Regions from separate parts of the Homo sapiens genome. Here region 1 is linked to region 2. Evidence: read pairs that join two places in POLR2A ChIA-PET (ENCODE). Cell type or tissue: GM12878. All regions are shown on one strand.

Region 1 (4,000 bases), 130 kb after region 2:
GGCCAGGCTGTAATCCAGCCACCTCAGCCTCCCAAAGTGCTGGGATTACAGGCGTGAGCCACCGTGCCCAGCCTCCGGGACAAATTTTAATATGGATTCCATTTAACAAATCATTTTCTGGAAAACATGTGGCAAGAATATCTCTAACTGAAATTTTTTTTAACTGAAATTTTATCATATTAGCACTTTCGAAGCACAACTTTATATTCCTTAATGCACTATTATACAGACACTAGGTAGAAAATTACGAAAACTAGCAGTGTAGAAAAATGTCAAGTGAAAGGAACTAACTATAAAGACGCATATTCACTATGATGATAACTACATACAAAGCAATGCACAGGAAAAAAGGAAATATATTAAAATGCAACGGCTGTTAAAAGGGGTGGAACTACAGGTGATTTGTCTATGAAATTTTTGCGATTGTGGTTGTATCACTTGTATAACAAAATTTTCTGAAAGCACCAATTCACACAACAACAGCGCATTACTGGGTCTGATGACAACTCACTCATCAGGCTCCTGGTGGACACCCGCACAAATCAGGTTTTGGAAGATTCCTGGAAAATAACGTAACTGGGCTTCTTGAAAGATATTACCTAACCTGAGTTTCTCCGGCCCCTACAGTACTTCCTGGGGTTAATCAAACTTTGTGTAATTTCACTTCAGATTTCCATAACACACAAACTTCAAAATGCTTATAGGGAGCTAAAAAGACCCCCATTAAACCCCTGCTACACACAACAGAAACAGCAAAGTGCCTCCTCCCACCCAGTCAACAGAAAACAGCAGGAAGGGCAGACCAGATCCTCCCGGAGCTGAACACACACCCCTCCTCAGTCCTCCCAAAAGGGACCCTACCTGATATTTTAATGCCAATATTTTCCCAAAAACACTTCTCACAAAGCACTTCTGCCCTTTAAGTCTGGTTATGTGATTTTTTTTTTTTTGGTGATTCTATAGTAGAAATATGCAGAGCGTGGCCGCGCTCCAGTTTCTCAGAGGATGACAATGGACCAGGTGCAGTGGCTCACGCCTGTAATCCCAGCACTTTGGGAAGCCAAGGCGGGGGGATCACTGAGGTTCCAAGTTCGAGACCAGCCTGGCCAACATGGTGAAACCCCATCTCTACTAAAAATACAAAAATTAGCCAGGTGCGGTGGTGGACACGTGTAATCCCAGCTACTCGGGAGGCTGAGGCAGAAGACTCGCTTGAACCCGGGAGGCGGAGGGTGCAGTGTGCCGAGATCGCACCATTGCACTCCAGCCTGGGCAACAAGAGCAAAAACTTTGTCTCCAAAAAAAAAAAAAAAAAAAAAAAAGGTGACAGTGACAATGCTGGAGACCGACAGCCAGGCTCTCCATGCACTCTCGGGCTCTGTGCCTCCTACCTGCAGCCTCCAAGCTTCTAATCACCGCATGGCTCCTCTCAGACACAGCAGGTCCTGTGAAACCACCCACGTCCAGCCAGCACCACCATCACCCCCGGTCTCTTCCCACTACCCCAGCAAACAGGATGGGCAAACATCTCTTTTTGTGATGCTTTTCTCAGGAAAGACAAAATAATACCAAAACAGAATTCCCCTACCCGGAACACATCACTTTCTTGCTAACCACAAATTCTGGCAAAATCTGTTCTACATAACAGTGATTCAGTTAGTTCCTCTTTCTTCAAATTGACACGTTTTACCTTGCAAATTGTGTATGTGTGCGTGTGTGTGTGTGTGAGAGAGAGACAGAGAGAGAGAGAGGATGAGCAAGTTTAAAGACCAGTAACAAAACATATTTGCAGTGTTGTCAAGTCTTATCACATAAGAAATATAATACAAAAATTTATAAAAATGTAATTCTATTCAAATATTTGAGACTCTGCTACATAGCAGATAGTATTCTAGATACTGTGGTTAAAGAAAAATAGGTTTCTGTTTTCTGGAGAGAGCCAGAATTAAAAAAAGAAAAAAGTAACAAAACTATATAAACAAAATAAACTTGTAAAAAAAATAAAAATAAGTTTGCTCATCAGGAGTTTACTACCAAAATATGTGTCATGGCCAGTCACGGTGGCTCACACCTGTAATCCCAGCACTTTGGGAGGCTGCAGCGGGCGGATCACCTGAAGTCAGGAGTTCGAGACCAGCCTGGTCAACATGGTAAAACCCCGACTCTACTAAAAATACAAAAATTAGCTGGGCATGGTGGCACACGCCTGTAATCCCAACTACGGGGGAGACTGAGGCAGGAGTCACTTGAACCTAGGAGATGGAGGTTGCAGTGAGGCTAGATGGCACCACTGCACTCCAGCCTGGGCAACAGAGTGAGACTCTGTCTCAAAAAAAAAAAAAAAAAAAAAAGGGTCATGGAAGGGAGCGAAATGGGGCAGAAGGTTTTGTCCCTAATGCAAACAATACTGTGGGGCATAATTTAATCACCATAAAATGAACAAATTTTTTTTTTTTTTTTTTTTTGAGCTGGAGTCTTGTTCTGTCAACCAGGCTGCAGCGCGGCACCATCTCGGCTCACTACAACCTCTACAACCTCTGCCTCCCAGGTTAACGCAATTCTCCCACCTCAGCCTCCCGAGTAGCTGGGATTACAGGCACTCGCCATTATGCCCAGCTAATTATTGGATTTTTGTACAGACGGGGTTTCACCATGTTGGCCAGGCTGGTCTTGAATTCCTGACCTCAGGTGATCCGCCCACCTCGGCCTCCCAAAGTGCTGGGATTACAGGCGTGAACCACCAGGCCCAGACACAAATCTTTTTTTTAAATAGGGATGGGGTCTCACTCTATTGCCCAGGCTGGCCTCAAACTCCTGGCCTGAAGTGATCCTCCTGCCTTAACCTCCCAAAGTGTTAGGATTACAGGTGTGAGCCACCACACCCTGCTCAAAATGTATAAATAGGCCCAGTGGGGTGGATCACCCCTGTAATCCCAGCACTTTGGGAGGCCAAAGCAAGTGGATCACATGAGGTCAGGAGTTTGAGATCATCCTTCCTGGCCAACATGGCGAAACTTCGTCTCTACTAAAAATACAAAAATTAGCCAGGTGTGGTGGCACACGCCTGTAATCCCAGCTACTGGGGAGGCTGAGGCACAAGAATCACCAGAACCAGCCGGGCGCGGTGGCTCACGCCTGTAATCCCAGTGCTTTGGGAGGCCAAGGTGGGCAGATCACCTGAGGTTGGGAGTTCGAGACCAGCCTGACCAACATGGAGAAACCCCGTCTCTACTGAAAATACAAAATTAGCCAGGTGTGGTGACGCATGCCTGTAATCCCAGCTACTCAGGAGGCTGAGGCAAGAGAATTGCTTGAACCCGGGAGGAGGAGGTTGCGGTGAGCCGAGATCGCGCCATCGCACTCCAGCCTGGACAACAAGAGCGAGACTCCATCTCAAAAAAAAAAAAGTATAAACTTTAAGTGACAGCGCAATGAATTCTGACCAACGTATTCACACAGAGAACAGACCTGACATGAGCGAGCAGCTGCAGGTAAGGGTTGATGGGAGCCCAGGGTGCATGGAAGTCGCCCAGGCAAGAGGGGAAGGCTCGGGGCAGGGGTGAAGGAGCCCCGAGGGTCAGCAAAGGCCCTGGACCTGCCTCAATGACACTCAAGGAGTCATCGCCAGGTCAACGCGGACAAACAGCACGGAGCTTCCGAACCGAATGGAATGTATGGAATGCCATGGGATGAGCCGCAAGTGAAGCGTGACTCACCCTCGTTCTAAAGAGTCAATGTAGGGCCGCAGGACTGTATACGGCAGAGCCAGGATACGCCGTGGTCATCTGTACATATTTCTATCCATGTATTAATCGATCCCGAGAAATCAGGCTGGACGACCAAGCACACTTACCACACTCACTGCCGTTCTCGCTGGATGTCACAATCATTGAGCTTCATGACCTAAGAACAGGCCCTGAAAAAAACCCTTATCCTGCATAGTCAGAGGACAGAATGTTCCGGTCAATCAGATATTTTGACAGGAATAGTTTCAATATAA
Region 2 (4,000 bases):
TCCAGCTACTCGGGAGGCTGAGGCAAGAGAATCGCTTGAACCTGGGAGGCGGAGGTCACAGTGAGCCAAGATCGTGCCACTGCACTCCAGACTGGGCAACAAGAGCAAAACTCCGTCTCAAAAAAAAAAAGAAAAGAAAAGAAAGAAAGTCCTGTCTTGATTTCACCTCCCCTAATCTCTCCCAGGGCAAAAACTTGGTTGGGGAATGAGTCTGTCAACCACTTCAACATCACAAATGCCTGAGTGACAGCAGTGGCAAACAAAAGACTCACCAGAACGCTGACACAGAAAAGCTAAGAAATGAGCTGTCCATGGGGACTGAGATTCTAAGGGGCCATGTCCGTGCATGTTGCGCACAGGCTCGGAAAGGCCTGTGAAGGCCCTGGGTTCTCCCTCCTGCTCACCTTGAAGCTCTGAGCAAGCAGGAAATGAGGGCAAAGGCAGAGTGGCCACCACCTGGCCCAGCGTGCACCGGAGCTCCTCATCAAGGACTCACCAGTTCTAGGTATCTCAGGAAATCTCTGGCTAATATTCATTCTGAGACTGGCCTTTGCTTAAGACCGAGCATCTAGCCTAAAGCATGCCGAACTTCCAGACAAGCATTAGAGGCAAACAAAAAACTGTCCACAGATCACAGAGACTTGATGGCCATGGTTAATTTACGACTGAGAGTTTTCAAATGTGAAATGTCTAGTGAGGTTTTGTAATAAAAATAGTGCAACTGTCAAGGAAACTGGGCTTGTTTCTGTAGCATCTGAAACAAAGCAAAATGCCAATGAGAAAATTAGACAAAATATCTCTGGGGATAATAATTGTTGTCAGATTGTTCACTGCTAACGTATAATATTAAACATTATCTTATATTAAATATAATATTAAATATTGATCTTGTATCCTGCAACTCTGTTGAACTTGTTTATTAGCTCTAATAATTTTGTAAATGTGTATTCTTTCAGTTTTTTAATGTATAAAATCATGTCTTCTGCAAATAGAGACAGTTTTCTTCTTCCTTTCCAATCTGGATGTCTTCTATTTCCTCTCCTTGCATAAACGTCCTGGGTAGAGCCTCCAGCACAATGCTGAACAGAAGTGGAGAAAGCACGTATCCTGTCTTCATTTTTCTTCTCTCTCTGCTTTATTCCCCTTACCGGAGAATCCTGACGGACCTATCTTCAGGTTTGCTGATTCTTTCTTCTGCTGCTCAAATATGCCGGTGAGCTTATCTACCAAATTTTCATTTCAGTTGCTGTACTTTTCATCTGTAGAATTTCTATGTGGTTTCTCCTTATAGTTTCTTTTTATTGATATTCTGCTTCTACTGATTGATTGCTTTCTCCACCATGTATGAATTATACTTTCTTGCTTCTTGCATGTCTTCCGAATTTTGCGGCAACTCTGGAATCAGATTCTCTGCCCTTGCCAGGGCTGGCTGCTGGTGCTGCCAGCTGTAGTTGTTTTTTACTTGTTTCATGACTTTTCTGAACTAATTCTGTAATGTTTGTGTCTCTGTTCTATGCAGCCACTGACGTTTCCACACGTTAGCCATGAGAAATACAAATTAAAAAGCACATAAGATTTAAAAAATGCTAAATATCATTAATTATCAGGGAAATGCAAATCAAAACCACAGTGAGATACCACCTTAATCCTGCCAGAATGGCCATAATTTAAAAGTCAAAAAATAACAGATGTTGGCGTGGATGTGGTGGAAAAAGGAACACTTTTACATTGCTCGTGGGAATGGAAACTAGTACAATCACTACAGAAAACAGTACAAAGATTCCTTCGAGAACTGAAAGTAGAGCTACCGTTTGAGACAGCAATCCTACAGAGGAAAAGAAGTCATTCTACGAAAAAGACACGTGCACACGCATGTTCACAGCAGCACAATTTGCAACTGCAAAGATACGGAACCAGCCTAAATGCCCATCAACCGAGTGGATAAAGAAAATGTGGTCTCTATATATATATATATATCATAGAATACTACTCAGCCATAAAAAGGAATGAAATAATGGCATTTGCAGCAACGTGGATGGAGTTGGAGACCATTCTTCTAAGCGAAGAAACTCAGGAATGGAAAAACCAGACATCTCACATCCTCACTTATAAGTGGAAGCTAAGCTATAAGGACACAAAGGTGTAAGAGGGATATAATGGACTCTGGGGACAGTGTACACTGCTCAGGTGACAGGTGCACCAAAATCTCAGAAACCACAACTAAAGAGCTTTTCCATGCAATCAAACACCACGTTCCCCAAAAACTATTGAAATAAAAAATAAAATCCCATTAAAAAAATAAACTACTACTGATATAAACAATGAAGATCATAAAATGTAACTGGAAATAATTTTTTGTCCCACAATAAGTCATTGTTTAAATTATGGTATATCCATCCAATGAAAAATCATGCAGTCATTAAAAAAAAAAATCCACTTTAAGATACCACTCCACACCCACGAGGCTAACCATAAGAAAAAAGACATCATAATAAGGGTTAAAAATTCAGAGAAACCGGAATCTTCATATACTGCTGGTGGGAATGTAAAATGGTGTAGTTACTATGGAAAATAGTTTGGCAATTCCTAAAAAAGAAAGAGCTACCATGTAACCCAGTGTTTCCACTCAAGAGAAGTGAAAAAAAAAGGTCTCATACAAATATCTGTACTTGAATGTTCGTAATAGCCAGAAAGTGAAACAACCCAAATGTCTACAGCTGATGAATGGGTCACTGAAATGAGCTCTGATGACACAATGGGGTATGACCACGTGCCATGTGGTGGAAGGGAGCGCTGATCCGTGCCACAGGGTAGACGCCCCTTGAGAACGTGCTGAGAGGAAAGCGCCAGCACAGAGGCCACCTATGGTGCGATTCCACTGATACACAACGTCCAGAACAGGTAAACCCAGAGACAAAGAGCAGAGGAGTGACTGCCAGGGGCTGGGGAAAGGAGAACAGGGAACTTCGGCCAACTGGGCTTCCTTTGGGGACCATGACAATCTTCTGGAATTAGACAGTAGGTATGAGTGTACAACCTTACAAATATACTAAAAACCACCAAATTAAACACTTTAAAACAGACAAGCGGCAGGGCATGGTGGCTCACGCTTATAATCCCAGCCCTCTGAGAGGCCAGTGTGGGAGAACCACTTGAGGTCACAAGTTCAAGTCCAGTCTGGACAACATAGTGAGACCCTATCTCTACAAAAGAGAAAAAATTAGCCAGGTGTGGTGGCTCACACCTGTATTCCAAGCTACTCAGGAAGCTGGATCACTTGAGCCCAGGAGTTAGAGGCTGCTGTGAACTATGATCGCGCCACTGCATCCTGGCCTGGGTGACAGAGCAAGACTCTGCCTCAAAAAAAAAAAAAAGAACAACAGTCAGTCTTACAGTAGTAGTCATGTATATTTTAATAATTTAAAAACTAAAGAAAATGACAAGCCACAGACAGGGCAAAAATGTTGACAAGACATACACTGGATGAAAAACTTGTATCCAGAATAAAGAACTTGGAAAAATCAATAATAGAAAGAAAGCAAACCAATACAATTTCCCAAAAGACTAAGAACAGACACTTCCCAAGGAACAGATACAAAGCTATGTTTATTGCGGCACTATTCACAATAGCAAAGACTTGGAACCAACCCAAATGTCCAACAATGATAGACTGGATTAAGAAAATGTGGCACATATACACCATGGAATACTATGCAGCCATAAAAAATGATGAGTTCATGTCCTTTGTAGGGACATGGATGAAGCTGGAGACTATCATTCTCAGCAAACTATCACAAGGACAAAAAACCAAACACCGCATGTTCTCACTCATAGGTGGGAATTGAACAATGAGAACACATGGACACAGGAAGGGGAACATCACACACCGGGGACTGTCGTGGGGTGGGGGGAGCGGGGAGGGACAGCATTAGGAGATATACCTAATGCTAAATGACGAGTTAATCGGTGCAGCACACCAACATGGCACATGTATACATAT

Evidence for each region. ChIA-PET counts read pairs that join two places held together with the same protein. Peaks named below come from ENCODE experiments on the same cell type or tissue, not always from the same donor. Only the 100,000 strongest peaks of a DNase experiment are listed, where the experiment ranks them.
Region 1: POLR2A ChIA-PET joins it to region 2 with 5 read pairs; 2 of 35 experiments call an interaction of 5 or more read pairs at or near these places.

The regions. Positions count from the first base shown.
Region 1 is chr7:2,306,337-2,310,336 of GRCh38, forward strand. All of the region lies in intron 1 of SNX8 (sorting nexin 8), which reads right to left. Among named protein-coding and RNA genes, the nearest start is that of SNX8, 6.1 kb to the right of the region's middle. RefSeq lists enhancers at 1,357-1,656, 3,143-3,652, 3,653-4,000. In GM12878, no CTCF peak of the experiment used is centred here; a DNase peak (open chromatin) is centred at 1,586; H3K4me3 peaks cover 2,013 bases; H3K27ac peaks cover 2,207 bases.
Region 2 is chr7:2,179,853-2,183,852 of GRCh38, forward strand. All of the region lies in intron 10 of MAD1L1 (mitotic arrest deficient 1 like 1), which reads right to left. Among named protein-coding and RNA genes, the nearest start is that of MAD1L1, 51 kb to the right of the region's middle. In GM12878, no CTCF peak of the experiment used is centred here; DNase peaks (open chromatin) are centred at 1,799 and 2,749; H3K27ac peaks cover 2,219 bases.